Linked DNA regions of Homo sapiens: region 1 is linked to region 2. Evidence: chromatin loops called from intact Hi-C (ENCODE). Cell type or tissue: endothelial cell of umbilical vein. All regions are shown on one strand. Each heading gives the region's core, and the rest is flanking DNA. Links, peaks and the distances in the headings are about the cores only. Region 1 overlaps MTCL1 (microtubule crosslinking factor 1). Region 2 has its middle 180 kb from the start of GACAT2.

The links. Peaks named below come from ENCODE experiments on the same cell type or tissue, not always from the same donor. Only the 100,000 strongest peaks of a DNase experiment are listed, where the experiment ranks them.
Region 1: it touches region 2 in a loop (9-fold over the local background); 2 of 110 quality-filtered maps call a loop at or near these places.

The regions. Positions count from the first base shown.
Region 1 is chr18:8,725,610-8,734,844 of GRCh38, forward strand. The region is part of intron 3 of MTCL1 (microtubule crosslinking factor 1); the gene reads left to right. Among named protein-coding and RNA genes, the nearest start is that of GACAT2, 23 kb to the left of the region's middle. RefSeq lists an enhancer at 4,802-5,096. In endothelial cell of umbilical vein, for the core only: no CTCF peak of the experiment used is centred there; a DNase peak (open chromatin) is centred at 4,962; H3K27ac peaks cover 4,251 bases.
Region 2 is chr18:8,887,252-8,896,486 of GRCh38, forward strand. No RefSeq gene overlaps it. Among named protein-coding and RNA genes, the nearest start is that of GACAT2, 180 kb to the left of the region's middle. In endothelial cell of umbilical vein, for the core only: no CTCF peak of the experiment used is centred there; a DNase peak (open chromatin) is centred at 3,910; H3K27ac peaks cover 1,532 bases.

The DNA of each region.
Region 1 (9,235 bases), core at 782-8,781, 160 kb before region 2:
AGTTCATTAGTGTGTTGTTGCAATTTGGAAAAATGTATTGACTCATTTGTTCGCTGTATTCAAATTTTCTATATCCTTTATAGCTTTTGGTCCCATTATAATTGCGCATTTTAATTTTATTCTTGTAATTTGTCAAACTTTGCGTTATGTATTTTGGTGCCATTTTCTTTTTTTTTTTTTCTTTTTTTTTTTTTTTTTGAGATGGAGTCTCTCTCTGTCGCCCAGGCTGGAGTGCAGTGGCACGATCTCGGCTCACTGCAAGCTCTGCCTCCCGGGTTCACGCCATTCTCCTGCCTCAGCCTCCGGAGCAGCTGGGACTACAGGCACCCGCCACCACGCCCGGCTAATTTTTTTTGCATATTTAGTAGAGACAGGGTTTCACCATGTTAGCCAGGATGGTCTCAATCTCCAGACCTCGTGATCTGCCCGCCTCGGCCTCCCAAAGTGCTGGGATTACAGGCGTGAGCCACCGCGCCTGGTCTTGATACCGTATTTTTAAGTGAAAACAGATTTAGGACTCTTCCTTGTGATGAGTTATTCCCTTTATCAGTTGGTAATGACCTCTTTATTCTAATGTATTGCTTTTTGCTGTAAATTCTTTTTTATCTGCTTTCATCATCTATACCAAATTTCTTTTGGGTAGTATTGGCTTGGGATAGCTTTTTTTTCTTTTTTTCTTTTTTTTTTTTTTTTTTTTGTCTTAAACAACAGACATTTATTTCTGACAGTTCTGGAGGCTGGGAAGTCGAAAATCAAAATGCTAGTCAATTTGGTTCCTGGCGAGAGCCCTCTTCCCTGCTTACAGATAGCTGCCTTCTTGCTGTGTTTTCACATGGCAGAGAGCATGAGGGTGAGAATAAGAGGAGAGAGAGAGAGAGAGAGAGAGCGCGCGCGCGCGCAAGAGCGAGCGAGAGAGAGCGAGTGCGCATGCGCGCGCGCAACAAGCAATGTTCTGGTGTTTCTTCCTCTTTTCATAAAGATATTAACCCCATCATGGGGCCAAGGCCCCACCTCCATAGAACATCACGCTGAGGGTCAGGGCTTCCACATATGAATTTGGGGGAGGGCATAAACGTTCAGTCCATAATAAGGGGGAGAGTGGAGGAGGCAAGTTAGGAGGCTTCTCCAGTAAATCCTTGAGAGAGATGGTGGTGGTTTGAACCCCAGGGTTTTGGTAATTCTTTTTAAAATTTCTTTAAATTTTAGATTCGGAGGCATGTGTGCAGGTTTGCTGCATGAGTATCTTGCATAATAGTGAGGTTTGGGCTTCTAGTGCACCCACCACCCGAACGGTGACTGTACTCAGTAGATAATTTGTTTAAACCCTCACCACCATCCCGCCCATTCTCCCCGCTTAAGGACTCCCCAGTGTCTATTATTTACATCTTTGTGTCTATGTTTACCCATTGTTTAGCTCTCAATTGTAAGTGAGAACATGCAGTATTGGATTTTCTGTGTCTGAGTTATTTGACTTAGGATAATGGCCTCCAGCTCCATCCATGTTGCTGCGAAAGACAGGGTTTCATTCTTTTTTATTGCTGCGTAGTATTCCATGGTGTATATATACCACACTTTCTTTATCTAATCGTCTATTGATGGATACTTAGGTTGATTCCATGATTTTGCTATTGTGCATATTGCTTCAATAAACACATGAGTGTAGGTATTTTTTTAATATAATTTCTTTTGGGTAGATGCACATTAATGAGATTGCTGGGTTGAATGGTAGTTCTATTTTTACTACTTTGAGAATTCCCTATACTGTTTTCCATAGAGCTGTACTAATTTACATTCCTACTAACAGTGTATAAGAGTTCCTTTTTCTCCATATCCATGCCAACATCTGCTGTTTTTTGATGTTTTAATAACAGCCATTCTGACCGGTGTTTGATGATATCTCATTGTGGTTTTAATTTGCATTTCTCTGATGATTAGTGATGTGGAGCATTTCTTCATGTTTCTTGACCAGGTACATGTCTTCAATTGAGAAATGTCTGTTCATGTCCTTTGCATGGCCTGGGATAGCTTTTCTATGGTTTCTTTAGTTTCATTTTTCTATGTCATTATGTTTTCAGTGTATTTCTTCTGAACAGAATGTAGCTACATTTTTTAAAAATGGGATCTGAGACTCTCTCTTTTTTAAACTGATAAATTTAATGCATATATAAGCATTGTGGCTACTGATGGTTTGAGTTTATTTCTGTCATTGCATTTTATGTTCTTTATTTTCCCTGCTTGCTCCTTCTCTCTCTCTCTCTCTCTCTCCCTGCTTCCCTCCCTCCCTCCCTCTCTCTCTCTCTCTTTCTTTGACTTCTCTTTGAGTTTTTAATTCTGTGTCTTAGTTGGGAAGTTATACATTCTATTTCTGTGATTTTAATGATCACTCACATGTTTAACATGCATGTTTGAATTGAAGTTTAAAACTAATCATTAGCTGTATTCTCCTCCTGAAGAATACAGCCATCTTAGAAAGCTTCAACTTTAATCAAATCTTGTCTTTCATATGTTTTAGTATCATTTTAGTTTCATCTTTTTAAAATGACCTTTTAAAAACTTATTTAATAGCTAATGCTTGTTTAGATTAATTTACAGTTAATTTAATTGCCTATTTGTTTACTTATCATTGCTTCTTGAGTGTTACTTCTCTGAGTTCAGTTTCCTTCTTGCTGATCTTTTAATACATCCTTCAGCAGTTTTTTTCAGTTAGCAGTATTGCTTTCATTTCATATTGTCTTGAAATCTATTTAGTTGGGTGTGGAATTCCAACACTTTGAAGATAATATTTTATTATCTTTTGGCTCATTTTGCTGTAGAGAGGTCTGCTGTCAGCATAATTTTTATTTTTGAAGCTAATCTGTCTTCCTGATGACTCTTATACTTTTCTTTTTGTGTTTGGTATTCTATAGTTTCAGTCCACTTTATCTAGATTTATTCTTATTTTGCTCAGCATTCACCGTCAGTCTGATTAAGTCTGTCATGAAATCTGGAGAATTCTCACTCCGAATAGTGTTCGATAGTGAAATTTTCTCTGAATTGTATTTCCTTTCATCACCTGTATTCTTTCTAAAACTTCTGCTAGTCCCATGTGGGGCCTTCTTATGTTGTCCATTCTTTTTTTTTTTTTTTTTTTTTTTTTTTTGAGACGGAGTCTCGCTCTGTCGCCCAGGCTGGAGTGCAGTGGCGTGATTGATCTCGGCTCGCTGCAACCTCCGCCTCCCGAGTTCAAGCGATTCTCCTGCCGCAGCCTCCCGAGTAGCTGGGATTACAGGTGCACGCCACCATGCCCAGCTTTTTCTTTTTGTTTTAGAAGAAACAAGGGTTTCACCATGTTGGCCAGGCTGGTCTCAAACTCCTGACCTCAGGTGATCCACCCACCTCAGCCTCCCAAAGTGCTGGGATTATAGATGTGAGCCACCACGCCCAGCTGGATTGCTTGCTTATTGTACTGTTTTTTGAGACAAGGTCTTGCTGTCTCCCAGGCTGGAGTCCAGTGGTGTGATCACAGCTCAAGGCAGCCTGGACCTCCTTGGGCTCAAGCAGTCCTCTCGCCTAAGCACTTTCCACCCCCACCCCCGGCCCCGAGTAGCTAGGCTAGTGCCACATGCCCAGCTAATTTCCGTATTTTTTGGAGAGACAGGGTTTTGCCATTTTGCTCAGTCTGGTCTCAAACTCCTGGCCTCAAGGGATCCTCCTGCCTTAGCCTCCCAAAGTGCTGGGATTACAGGCTTAAGGCCTGCCTGTTATATATTTTTTTTCATTGTTGAGTTTTGAGAGTTCTTTGTACATTAAGTTAATTAATTAAAATTTTTTTAGAGACAGGGTCTCCCTCTGTCACCCAGATTGGAGTACAGTGGTATACTCGTGATGTACTGCCACCTTGAACTCTGGGGCTCAAGGGATCCTCTGCCTCAGCCTTCTGAGTAACTAGGACTAGAGTTATACGCCACCGCACCCAGCTGACTGTAGAAAATCTTTTGTAGAGATGAGGTCTCACAGTGTTGCTCAGGCTGTCTCAAACTCCTGGACTCAAGTGATCCTCTCACTTTGGCTTCCCAAGAAGACAAATATATATATATATATATATATATATATATATATATATATATATATATATATATATATATGGTTTGCAAATATTTTCTCTTACTCCGTAGCTTGTCTTCTCATCCTCTTACAAGGTTTTCTCAGGGCAAAAGTTTTTAGTTTATGAAGCCCAATTTAAGAATGATTCCTTTTGTGGTATCAATTTTAAAAGCTCTGTGCCTAACCCTACATCCTGAATATTTTCTCCTATGTATTTTTTGGAAAGTTTTATTGTTTTACATTGCACATGTATGTCTGTGATCCATTTTGAATTAATTTTTGTATATGCTATGAAACTTAGGTCAAGCTTCATTTTTTTGGCCTGTGAACACCCAGTTACTCTGGCACCGTCTGTTGAAAAGGCCACCTTTCCTCCATCGAATTACTTTTGCATTGTTGTCAAAAATCAGTTGGGCACATGTGTTTGGGTCTGTTTCTGGGTTCTCTGCTCTGTTCCATTGATCTCTGCCAGAGCCACCCAGCCTTGATCACTTAGCTATATATGTCCTGAAAGTGCTTTCTTGGTGCGGAGTCCGTGCCAGCCAGCAGATCCGAATCCCATTTGATCCCTCAATGGCATTTTGGCCCACTCACCTCTTTGCCTTTTGGTATGTCTGTGTCTCTCTACACAGCCCCGTCCTTATGAAACGCTGGATAAATATTTGTTCCATGGGTGAAGGTTTTATCATCTTTATTTTTCCCTTGAGAAAGAGCCAAAACATTATTTAAAAATCTCTTGCTGAGGAATTTCTGATTCTTTATATCATTACCTAAGGATAGTTAATAAAGGCCAGTAATTCCACTGTAGGTCAAGTTTTTTGACAATGACTGTGAGTCATGAAATTGGCCTGTTTGGTTAGTGATAAGCGAAGCCGCTTCTGTTCATCAACTTCCTGAACGTCAGCCAGGCTCCTCGCTGGGCTTGGACAACGCCGGCTTGTCCCCTGTGCGCTGTACAGCTGCCTTCTTTTTATTTCCTGTGCAGTCTCGCCCACAGCACTGCAGGCTCCGGGGGACCTTTTAGGGCAGATTATGGCACCCTTGGGATGGCTACCTTGGACGCAGCGATGCTGTGTGAACATTACTTTGCAGACTTCCTGAGAGATTGAAGATCCATCTATTTCTCTCCTTCTCTAAGACAGCCTTTCTTGGAAGATGGGAATCTCTGATAATGTGCAGGGCGTTTCAGCATTTTACCTACACGTTAGAATGGAACCTCTGACTTGTAGTGAAACAGACACTGTGCTTGCTGCTTTTCTTAAAAATAATTGGCTGGGTGCGGTGGCTCACGTCTGTTTTCCCAGCACTTTGGGGAGGCCGAGGTGGGCGGATCACGAGGTCAGGAGATCAAGACCATCCTGGCTAACACGGTGAAACCCCATCTCTACTAAAAATACAAAAAATTAGCCGGCCGTGGTGGCGGGCGCCTGTAGTCATAGCTACTCGGGAGGCTGAGGCAGGAGAATGGCGTGAACCCGGGAGTCAGAGCTTGCAGTGAGCCAAGATTGTGCCACTGCACTCCAGCCTGGGCGACAGAGCAAGACTCCATCTCAAAAAAAGATAAAAAAGTAAAAAATAATAATAATGATAATTAAAATAGGCTGGGCACGATGGTTCATGCCTCTAATCCCAGTACTTTAGGAGGCCGAGGCGGGCAGATCACCTGAGGTCAGGAGTTCAAGACCAGCCTAGCCAACATGGTGAAACCCCGTCTGTACTAAAAATACAAAAATTAGCCAGGCATGGTGGCAGGCGTCTGTAATCCCAGCTACTCAGGAGGCCGAGGCAAGAGAATCGCTTGAACCTGGGAGGCAGAGGTTGCAGTGAGCCAAGATCGCGTCATCGCACTCCAGCCTGGGGGGCAAGAGCGAGACTTCGTCTCAAGAAAAAAAATAATAATTAAAATATAGACAGCACATATTTCTGAATAATTTAGACTTTCACTAGGCAGTAAACTGCATCAAATTTGTAGCATTGTCTGTGCTATGGGAAAAATAGAAACTACTGCTCTTCTCAAAAAAAAAATTTTTTTTTGAGACAGAGTCCCACCCTGTCACCCAGGCTGGAGTGCAGTGGTGTGATCTCAGCTCACTGCAACCTCTGCCTCCCAGGTTCAAGTGATTCTCCTGCCTCAGTCTCCTGAGTAGCTGGGATTACAGGTGTGCACCACCACACCTGGCTAATTTTTGTATTTTCAGTAGAGACGGGGTTTCATTATGTTGTCCAGGCTGGTCTTGAACTCCTAACCTCAAGTGATCCACCTGTCTCAGCCTCCCAAAGTGCTGGGATTACAGGCGTGAGCCACTGTGTCCCGCCTCAAAATTTGTATTTGATTCTCTTGGGGTCTGTTGAATTTATATGCTACAAGTCATGTTATTGATGTAATATAATTTAGGTAACTTTATTCTTTTAATCTTCATTTTTTTTGAGACAGGGTCTCGCTCTGTTGCCCAGGGATCATGGCTCACTGCAGCCTTGACCTCTTGGGCTCAAGGGATCTTCCTGCCTCACCCTCCCGAGTAGCTGAGACTACAGGCGTGTGCCACCACACCCGGCTAATTTTTTTGATTTTTTAAATTTATTTATTTATTTATTTTTTAGTAGAGACTGGGTCTCATCATGTTGCCCAGGCTAGTCTCAAACTCCTGAGCTCAAACAATCCTCCCACCTCAGTTTCCCAAAGTTTTGGGATTACAGGGGTGAGCTGCCGTGTTTGGCTAATTTAGGTAACTTTTATCTTCAAGTGCAGAATCAAGAGTCAGAGAAATAGAAATGCTTAGAAAATACTCCATAGGATTCTCTACGGCCTGAGTGCTGTTTCTTGGTGTTGCTCAGACTCAAGTGAGCCATCGTACGTTGAAATGGTATGATTATGAGCCAAATAAGCAAGTTGTGTTGTTTTTTTCTCCCTGGTAATAAAAAATCATTCGCATTGAAAAGACGCCGAGTCACCCATACATAGTTACACAGCCCAACTGAATGTCTCCCTGTTGGGCAGGTAATCAGGCAGCACTTGAATTCTGACCTGAGAATAAGCCCCAGAGAGAGGATGGACCCCAGGTGCTGGCAGGGTGCCGCTCCCCATGGCTGTTTGTACAGGGTGGTTATTCTCCCCTGAAAGAATGTTGGGGGTGGGGGCAGTTAGGTGTGTGTTTGTTCCTTGCATCGTAGATATGCTTTCGTGTGACCTTCAGCAGTGTTCCTGGGACAAGGGGAGCAGGAAATGGGGAGGGCATTCATCAGGCAGTTGGCATTTGAACGTAGACACTGTTCATCTTTGGGTGCGGATGTGCTCTGGTTGCCCAGGCAAAGCCGTGTTCATTGATCAGACATCTATCTGTGTACTGTTTAGCACTCAACAGTTGCGGGTAGACCGTTGCCAGTTGTTTTCGCATCACACGTGGCTCATCTCTCCTGGCAGGGGGGAGGAAGGTGAGAGCTGAGGACGCAGTGCCTGGGAGCCAGGGCGCAGGGCAGCCCTCGGGACTGTCAGACCACCTCGGGGGCTGAGGTGAGACGAGGCCGGGGAGTGTTTGATCTTCTGTGTTTATTCATGGGCATTAGTAAAGCTTTTTTTCATAAATGAGAGAAACAAAATCACTGCTGAAAAATCCTCCATGTATTGTTTCTGTAAACTATAGGAAACATTAAAATTTGAAGATGATATGGTTTTTCACAAGTGCCTGTCTGTATCTGTGTCGGCCTCATTTTTTGTTTGTTTGTTTGTTTGTTTTTGAGAGGGAGTCTCTGTCGCTCAGGCTGGAGTGAAGTGGCGTGATCTTGCCTCACTGCAACCTTTGCCTCCTGGGTTCAAGCGATTCTCCTGCCTTGGCCTTCCCGGTAGCTGAGATTACAGATGCCTGCCACCACACCTGGCTAATTTTTGTATTTTTAGTAGAGATGGGGTTTCACCATGTTGGCCAGGCTGGTCTTGAACTCCTGACTTCAAGTGATCCACCCACCTCGGCCTCTCAAAGTGCTGGGATTACAGGCGTGAGCCACTGTGCTTGGCCGTTAGTATCCTGTTAATGATTGAGAACCTCAAGCATTGGCACTGAGGAGGCTACAGGAGCGTCCTCGCAGGTGGGAGTGGGCCGGCCAGCTGGCTGGGTCAGTGGTGGGGCTTGGCCAGGCCGTTTTTACTTTTCAATCTTGAAGTAACACTCAGAGTTTCTTGTTTGTTTCCAAGGGTTCTCATGTGTAGGAATCTTGGTTTGGGTTTGGATATGTCGTTTTTATCTTCCCTTGAGAAAGAGCCATAAACATTATTTTGAACTTATTTGTAAACGAGGTTACTCACAGGGTCACCTAAGTAATAAGGCCCAGTTGTCATCTAACCCTCGTGGAAACATTACAGGTGAGGGTTGCTAGAGGAATCACTTGAGTAATCTGCTTGGAGCAGGGTTTCTCTGCTGTCGTTTTAGACTGGGTCCTGCTTCGTTGTGGGGACTATCCTGTGGACTGCAGGATGCTTAACGGTGTTCCTAGCCTCTGCCCACTAGATGCTGGTAGCACCCCCCCTCCCCAATTTGTGGCAATCAAGAACTCTTTTCCTCCTCCAACTCCGTTGAAGCTTTGGAGGGAAGAGTCATCGCTTGACCCTGAGTACTTTGTGTTGAAGGATTTCAACTGTCTTGAAGGATTTGTTTGACAAGATTGTGGGTTGGCTGCACAAGGTTTGTTCTAGCACCTTAGGAAAACTCTCTTGTCTCCCTTCTTACTGTCTCAGGTCACACCCTGCTCCGGAGCCATCCCCGTGAAGTCTCCAGCTTGGCTCATTATGTATTTTCTGAAGGGTACCCTGCATTTTCTAGCTGATTGATGAGATGGGTAGAAGGTGATACCCATGTTCACCTTTGCTCTCAACCTTTTGCAAAACACCCTTTTAAGTGACTCTAGATGTTTGGGCCCTTCTCTGTGGGAAGATTAGAGGGCGGCAGTGCCAGGAGCAGGTTTTGACAAGTGGTTTCTTGTGCCGTCACTTTTACTGAGGTGGTGAAAGATTGTACAGTGCGTGCCTGGGATCAAGCCCTTTAGCTGGTGATGCCAGGCCCTGGCTGCACGGTAGCATCCCTGCGGAGCTTTTAAGAATCCTGCTGCCCAAGCTACACCCTGGCCCCTACATCAGACCCTGGGGGTGGTGACCCAGGCA
Region 2 (9,235 bases), core at 789-8,788:
CAGAGATTCTGGTATGTTGTGTCTTTGTTCTCATTGGTTTCAAAGAACATCTTTTTTCCTGCCTTCATTTCGTTATGTACCCAGTAGTCATTCAGGAGCAGGTTGTTCAGTTTCCATGTAGTTGAGTGGTTTTGATTGAGTTTCTTAATCCTGAGTTCTAGTTTGATTGCACTGTGGTCTGAGAGGCAGTTTGTTATAACTTCCGTTCTTTTACATTTGCTGAGGAGTGCTTTACTTCCAACTATGTGGTCAATTTTAGAATAAGTGTGATGTGGTGTTGAGAAGAATGTATATTCTGTTGATTTGGGGTGGAGAGTTCTGTAGATGTCTATTAGGTCCACTTGGTGCAGAGCTGAGTTCAATTCCTGGATATCCTTGTTAACTTTCTGTCTCGTTGATCTGTGTAATGTTGACAGTGGGGTGTTAAAGTCTCCCATTATTATTGTGTGAGAGTCTAAGTCACTTTGTCAGTCTCTAAGGACTTGCTTTATGAATCTGGGTGCTCCTGTATTGGGTGCATATATATTTAGGATAGTTAGCTCTTCTTGTTGAATTGATCCCTTTATCATTATGTAATGGCCTTCTTTGTCTCTTTTGATTTTTGTTGGTTTAAAGTCTGTTTTATCAGAGACTAGAATTGCAACCCCTGCCTTTGTTTTCCATTTGGTTGGTAGATCTTCCTCCATCCCTTTATTTTGAGCCTATACGTGTCTCTGCATGTGAGATGGGTCTCCTGAATACAGCACACTGATGGGTCTTGACTCGTTATCCAATTTGCCAGTCTGTGTCTTTTAATTGGAGAATTTAGCCCATTTACATTTAAGGTTAATATTGTTATGTGTGAATTTGATCCTGTCATTATGATGTTAGCTGGTTATTTTGCTTGTTAGTTGCTGCAGTTTCTTCCTAGCATTGATGGTCTTTACAATTTGGCATGTTTTTGCAGTGGCTGGTACCAGTTGTTCCTTTCCATGTTTAGTGATTCCTTCAGGAGCTCTTGTAAGGCAGGCCTAGTGGTGACAAAATCTCTCAGCATTTGTTTGTCTGTAAAGCATTTTATTTCTCCTTCACTTATGAAGCTTAGTTTGGCTGGATATGAAATTCTGGGTTGAAAATTCTTTTCTTTAAGAATGTTGAATATTGGCCCCCACTCTCTTCTGACTCATAGAGTTTCTGCTGAGAGATTCCCTGTTAGTCTGATGGGCTTCCCTTTGTGGGTAACCCGACCTTTCTCTCTGGCTGCCCTTAACATTTTTTCCTTCATTTCAACTTTGGTGAATCTGACAATTATGTGTCTTGGAGTTGCTCTTCTCGAGGAGTATCTTTGTGGCGTTCTCTGTATTTCCTAAATTTGAATGTTGGCCTGCCTTGCTAGGTTGGGGAAGTTCTCCTGGATAATATCCTGAAGAGTGTTTTCCAACTTGGTTCCATTCTCCCTGTCACTTTCAAGTACACCAATCAGACGTAGATTTGGTCTTTTCACATAGTCTCATAATTCTTGGAGGCTTTGTTCATTTCCTTTTACTCTTTTTTCTCTAAACGTCTCTTCTTGCTTCATTTCATTCATTTGATCTTCAATCACTGATACCCTTTCTTCCACTTGATCAAACCGGCTACTGAAGCTTTTGCATGTGTCACGTAGTTCTCGTGCCATGGTTTTCAGCTCCATCAGGTCATTTAAGGACTTCTCTGCGTTGGTTATTCTAGTTAGCCATTCATCTAATCTTTTTTCAATGTTTTTAGCTTCTTTGCAATGGGTTTGAACATCCTCTTTTAGCTTGGAGAAGTTTATTATTACTGATCGTCTGAAGCCTTCTTCTCTCTACCCGTCAAAGTCTTCCTCCATCCAGCTTTGTTCCATTGCTGGCGAGGAGCTGCGTTCCTTTGGAGGAGAAGAGGTGCTCTGATTTTTAGAATTTTCAGCTTTTCTGCTCTGGTTTCTACCCATCTTTGTGATTTTATCTACCTTTGGTCTTTGATGGTGGTGACGTACAGATGGGATTTTGGTGTGGATGTCCTTTCTGTTTGTTAGTTTTCCTTCTAACAGTCAGGACCCTCAGCTGCAGGTCCGTTGGAGTTTACTGGAGGTCCACTCCAGACCCTGTTTGCCTGGGTATCACCAGCGGAGGCAGCAGAACAGTAAATTTTGCAGAACAGCAGATGTTGCCTGATCATTCCTCTGGAAGCTTCATCTCAGAGGTGCACCCGGCTGTATGAGGTGTCAGTCAGCCCCTGCTGGGAGGTGTCTCCCAGTTAGGCTACTCAGGGGTCAGGGACCCACTTGAGGAGGCAGTCTGTCCGTTCTCAGATCTCAAACTCCAAGCAGGGAGAACCACTACTCTCTTCAAAGCTGTCAGATCAGGACATTTTTTTGCTGATGCGTAACTTCTAAAACTCCCCAAGTTAGGCAGTGCAGCTGAGCCAGGATCTGACATTCATGCTCTGTTCTCAGGCAAGCTTACAAAGCTACATTTTTACCAGTGAGAGCCACAAATATGTGGTCTATTCCACAAATGTTCTTTGCCCAGTCTGAAGGAAAAGACTAGTATGAAGATGATAGTTCCTCCCAGGGTTGATGATCAAAGAACCAGATTCTGTCTACACTGGATCTGGTTGCACTGGCTGACTTGAACTCATCTTGTTCAAGAACAGAGTGAGGCCCAGTTAATGCTGCTGGGAGAAACTGAGTAGTTTGTCTCCAGGTCAAGATGTACAGGAGGTGGTCATTGAGGAAAACAAGTGCCCAACTCATCCAAAAGCTGACCATTGAGAAGACCAAACACCTAAACTGCTTCTGTGGAATTTGAGGATTTGGCCAGGCTATTTCCAATGCAGTGAAAAATTTCCATTTGATTCTGAATAACTGCTTGTAAAACACAAATAAATGCAGCACAGTTTTATAAGTTTTCTTCAATTCTGGCAATAAAGTAAGTGAATTCATTGGAACAATCCCTATGCTAACCTGCTAACCAGCTGACAAACCAGATCAATAGGATACTGTCTACTCCTCTGACAGCTACATTTGTGTCTTACCACCTCTAATTGGTATTTGATTTTAAATCTATTTCCAAAAAAAGTTTTTTAGAAGTTTAAGAAATTTACTATTAATATTAATTTGAAATAATAAATTATAAAATTATAATAATGTGGTATAAACATTTAAAAATGCAATTGAACACATTATAAAGTTGAGAAATAGATCCATATACATACGGAAATTTAGTATAGGCTAAGGTTAGCATTTCAATCAGTAGAAGAAAAATAGTTTATTCAACAAATGGTTAGGGGACAATTATCAAGAAAACAATTTGCAGCCCGGGCAACATAGGGAGACCCCATCTCTACAAAAAAAATTTTTTTTAATTAGCCAGGCATGGTGGCACATGCCTATAGTTCCAGCTACTCAGGAGGCAGAGATGGGAGGATTGCTCGAGCCCAGGAGCTCAATGCTACAGTCAACTATGATAACACCACTGTATTCCAGCCTGTGCAACAGAGCAAGACCCTGTCTCAAAAAAAAAAAGAAAGAAAGAAAGAAAGAAAAAAAGAAAACGATTTGAATCTATAATCACACTTTTATGTTGGAAAAAAATTGAATCATTCAGGTACTAGAGGAAATCATGGGGTAATTTGTTTTTATAATAATCTTAGAAAAGGAAGTGCTTTCTATGTATGAAACAAAATCCAGAATCTGTATCCTGAGTAATAAAGAATTTATTGGGCTTTGTCCCTGGTTCCTGGTTCCTGTGAGTTAATCTCTAACTTCTTGGAATTTCCTGGGTGATAGGAATGTCTTTGTTATTCATGGTATGCCCTCATAGTTTATTCTAATAAGGTGACTCATAGGAGGCTCTTCGACAGTTTCTAAGAGATGACTCGAGACAGAGGCTGGCCACTGAGAGAGAGACCAATTATGTCATTAGAGGGTTGGAATTTGAGCCAAGTGATATCAGCCTGATCTCCAGGGAGGGAAGAGGGGTGACTGGAGACTGAGTTCAGAGGGTGACTAGTGTTTCAATCAATCATGCACACATAATGAAACCCAAAAAAACTCTGAACTTGAAGCTCAAGTGTGTATCCTAGTTGACAGTACTCTGCATATTGTACACACCGATGTGCTCGGAGGATGATGCATCCCATCTCTGCAGGGAGAGGACACCAGAAACTTCCCATCTAGGACCCTCCCAGACCTCTACCTATCTGTCTCTTCTTTTGATTGGTTCTTATTCGTAATCTTTTTGTGATAATAAAACTGTAATTTTTTAAATCATATAGCTCTTCCCTGAATTCTGTTAGTCATTCTAGTGAATTATCAAACTTGAGAGGATCGTGGGAACCCCGAACTTGTAACCAGTTGGTCAGGAGTGAAGGTGGCCTGGGGACCCCTGAACTTGCAGCTGATGCCTGAAGTGAGCCTCATTTCAGACATCAGCTGCAAGCAAGTTCAGGGGTCCCGAGGTCCCCAGGAAGTTTATCCTCACTCTGGGTGCTTATTGTCAGAGGCCATTGCACTGTTTTAAAAAGGACTGATAAAGTTGATAATATTAAACTCAAAATTTTCTACACAGCCTCCTCAGAAGTAATGTAAAAAGACCAGTACAAACTGGGGGAAATGTTTGCAACTCATATCACTGAAAATGACTAATTTTTCTAACAAATAAAGAACATCAGTACTTTGGGAGGCCAAGGCAGGAGGATCACTTGAGCCGAGGAGTTCAAAACTAACGTGGGCAACATTGTGAGACCTCATCCCTACAAAGAATTGTTTTAAAATTGGCCAGGCATAATGGCGTGCACCTGTAGTTCTAGCTACTCAGGAGGCTGAGATGGGAGGATTGCTTGAGCCAGGGAGGTCAAGGCTGCAGTGAGCTATGATCACCTCACTGCACTCCAGGCTGGGTGACAGAGCAAGACCCTGTTTCAAAATAAAAATAAAAGAAAAAAAAAAAAGAACATCTACAATACAAAAAGATGAAAAGCCCAGTGGAAAAAGAAGCTTAATCAAAAAATGAGATATAAATGTCTTTTAAACTTACAAAAAGATGTTCAACATCACCACAATGAGAAAACTGCAAAATGATACTTCCTGACATGCAAAATTTTTACCAGATTAGTAAAAATCAAAAAGTTCAATAACAAACTGTGTGTGGAAGATGTAGGAAGTAGGCACTCTCATTCTTTCTGGTGTAAGTATAAGTCTGTATGTCCTCCAGGAAGGGCAATTTGGCAATAACTATCAAAATATTACTGCAAGCCAGATGCAGTGGTTCATGCCTGCAATCCCAGCACTTTGGGAGGCGGAGGTGGGCGGATCACCAGAGTCAGGAGTTCGAGACCAACCTGTCTAACATAATGAAACCTCGTCTCTACTAAAAATACAAAAATATATATATATATATATGACCAAGCGTGGTTGCGGGCGCCTGTAATCCCAGCTGCTTGGGAGGCTGAGGCAGGAGAATCGCTTGAACCTGGTAGGCAGAGGTTGCTGTGAGCTGAGATTGCACCACTGCACTCCAGCCAGGGCAACAGAATGAGATTCTGTCTCAAAAAATAAAAAATTAAAAAAAATTTTTTTAAACCCAAAATATTACTGCAGATGTCCTTATACGCAGTGGTGTTAGTTTTAGAAACTGATTCTACGGGTATGCTTGCTCGTGTGTAAAATTATTCATATACAAATTATTTATGACAGTATTGTTTCTAGTAGTAAAATATCGGAAATATTCTAAATGTTCATCAGTAGGAGAATGGTCAAATAGTTATGCTACAACCATATAATAAAAATAATTCATATATCCATAACAATAAATGAAGAGGGAAGCTTTTATGTACTTCGTGAAAAATATAGTAAGTGAAAAAGAGGGGTCCAGCAAAGTGGGCATTGTATGCTACTAGTTTGTAAAAATTAAAAATTAAAAAAAAATAGCAGAGGCATATTAGTCTGCTAGGGCTGCCATAACAAATATTACAGACTGGGTGGCTTAAACAACAGAAATTTTCTCTCAACTCTGAAAGCTAGAAATCCAAGATCAGGGTGTCAGCAAGTTTGGTTTTTCCTGGAGCCCCTTGTCTTGGCTTGCAGACGGCCATCTTCTCTTTGTATCTTCATGTGGTTTTCCCTCTGCATGTGTTTGTCTTCATCTCCTCCTCTTATAAGGACACCATATTGGCCTAGGGCCCACCCAAATGACTTCACTTTACCTTAAGTATCTCTTTAAAGGCCCTATCTCCAAATGCAGGACATACTGGGGATTACGGCTTCAGCATAAGAATTTGGGGAATACAAATTCAGTCCATAACAGGGGGCAATAAGGAAGATAGATATACAGATCTATGTCTATATATGCACAAAATATCTCAGATATACACAAGAAACCATTAACATCATTTGACTTCAAGGTGGGGCCCTGTGTGGCTGGAGGAGAGGAGGGAAGGGGGACGTTTCATTATATGCCTTTTTGAAGTGTCTGAATTTTGGATCATTGTTTATATTTTAAAATATACAAATTTAAAAGTGTTTAAATGAAGAGGTTGGATTGGAGTCCAGGACTTCAGACCATATATGGCATCTAGTAGGAAGACTCTTTATGTGCTGATGAAATAACAAGTCCTCACACTCTTCCAGGATAATAATTGCCTGCCTGGCACTTATGTAATGGAGATAAAGCTACTGGAAGCCAATACTATCACAAGATGAATGCTTGCTATTTTAAAAATAAGCACCTGAGCATTTATCTACTTTCACAATCCAATTTTCTGTGACAGCAGCATTTTTCCATCATTAACTTCAATGTGTAGGATAATGCATTTGTAGCTGACAACTATTTTACAAATAGTAAAGAATGTAGCATAATAATGTATGTTCACTCGGGCTAAGACATGAGTAACTGAACATTTTTATAAGTTAGCTATAGCTGAAATAATATGTCCTTTATTGCCACAAGAAGGGGGAATAATAGCTGTGCCTTAATAATCTCAGTGTTAAGAATAAATTTCCCAACACCTCTTAGAAAGGTGAAAGAAGTATAGACAACAGGACTAGAAATACTACATATTTTGAGGAATAGTAATAATAGCTAGTGGTGCAGTTGTTTTGTGCTATATATTTTCAAAGTGCTTTTCACTTGCTCATTTATTCCAACTATTATTTTAAGATAAATTTTAACTCATATTTTATAGATGAAAAAAAATGTGGGGCAGTATAGCAGAAAAATGGTCAGCATTGATTCTGTGTTCATGGAATTCAAAGACTGCGTGGTATGTGTTATATCTAGAGATATTGCCAATTGAGAGAAATTGGATCATTCTTAAATTGGCTGATGGGTCCTCCTAAGTAGCAAGAAAATGTGATTCAGGGTTCAAACCTGAAGTTAAAAAACATGCAAGAGAGGACAAGAACTCCTACACAGTACATGTTTATTTATTTTTTGAGTAATAATTGCAGTGTATTGAGAGTTTTTATCTCACTTTATCTTTACCATGGGAAATACACAGCAAAATTCTCACTTTTACAAATTCTCAAAGAAGCATGATATTAATAATACAATGTATTTAATAATATGAAGACTGTGTTACTTTCTGCCTATGCTATTGAATACTTCAATACATATCTGCAGATGACCCTAAAAACCCACAAAGCCCAAAACTGAAGTCTGTGATAGAATTCCAGTGACAGATAGTAACTGAACATGAAAGCGTTCTTCTTTCCACTCCAAAATTAGCAATTCAGCCATCATCTTGTAGAGCTGAATGGGACAGCCACTCTCCAAGGTTCTGAGGACCTGACAGGGTCCCGGTCTACCCTCCTCATCACAGTATAACGAATGTATTTGCAGACTGAGAACATTCACTCCCTGATATGGTTTGGATTTGTCTCCCCACCCAAATCTCATGTTGAAATGTAATCCCCAGTGTTGGAGGAGGGGCCTGGTGGGAGGTGACTGGATCATGGAGGTACATTTCCCCCTTGCTGGTCTTGTAATAGCAAGTAAGTTCTCAGAAGATCTGGTTGTTTAAAATTGTATAGCACCTCCCCCCTTTTCTCTCTTCCTCCTCCAGCCATGTAAGATGCACCTACTTCACCTTTGCCTTCCGCCATGATTGTAAGTTTCCTGAGGCCTCTCCAGCCATGCTTCCTATGCAGCCTGCAGAACCATGAGCCAATTAAACCTTTCTTTATAAATTATCCAGTTTCAGGTATTTATTTATAGCAGTGCAAGGACAGACTAATACACTCCCTCACTTTGGTTCCAAGTTAAAGATCTGTTTGCAATTATACCATCAGGAATTCACTTGAGTTGCCCATGGACTAGACAGAGATGAGGAGACTGTTCAGGGAATACTTAAACTAATCAAAGCAACTTTACTAACAGGCTTAGCTGAGATACAAGCTCTGAAATATTTGGTGATGGATTCAAAGAATGAGGAGGCCAGGTTCAGTGGCTCACTCCTGTAATCCCAGCAGTTTGGGAGGCCAAGACAGGCAGATCATGAGGTCAAGAGATTGACATCATCCTGGCCAACATGGTGAAACCCCGTCTGTACTAAAAATACAAAAATTAGCTGGGCATGGTGGTGCACACCTGTAGTCCCAGCTACTCGGAAGGCTGAGGCAGGAGAATCACTTGAACCCTGGAGGCGGAGGTTGCAGTGAACTGAGATTGCACCACTGCACTCCAGCCTGGCAACACATCAAGACTCAGTCTCAAAAAAAAAAAAAAATGAAGAATACTATTTTCAAGTTTAATTACATATAGCTACCCTACAAAGATGACCTCCAGGGAACCACACTTTCTGATATTCATGCCTTGGAGAGTCCTCTCCCACACTGAATCCCAGCTGGCCTGTGACTCACATCAACCAAGAGAATGTGGTAGAAATCTTACCATGCCAATTCCAGGCCCAACCTTAAGAGGCTTGGCAGCATCTGCTTCTCATTTCTTGGATCACATGCCTTTAGGAGCTTTTAACTACCATGTGAAAAGTCATATGGAGAAGTCCCAAGACTGGAGGGAGAGAGAGTGGGAGAGAAAGAGAGACAGGGAGGGAGAAGAGGCCCGGTGGAGCTCCAGCTGTTCCCTCCAAGGCTGCATGTGGGTTAATCCTCTTGGACCTCTTCAGCCCAAGCAAGCCCCTGGCCTCACATGAAACAGAAGAACCACACAGCTGAGCTCAGTCAGAATCATGAGAGATAATAAGACATTGTTTGCTTTAGACCACTGAGTTGTGAGGT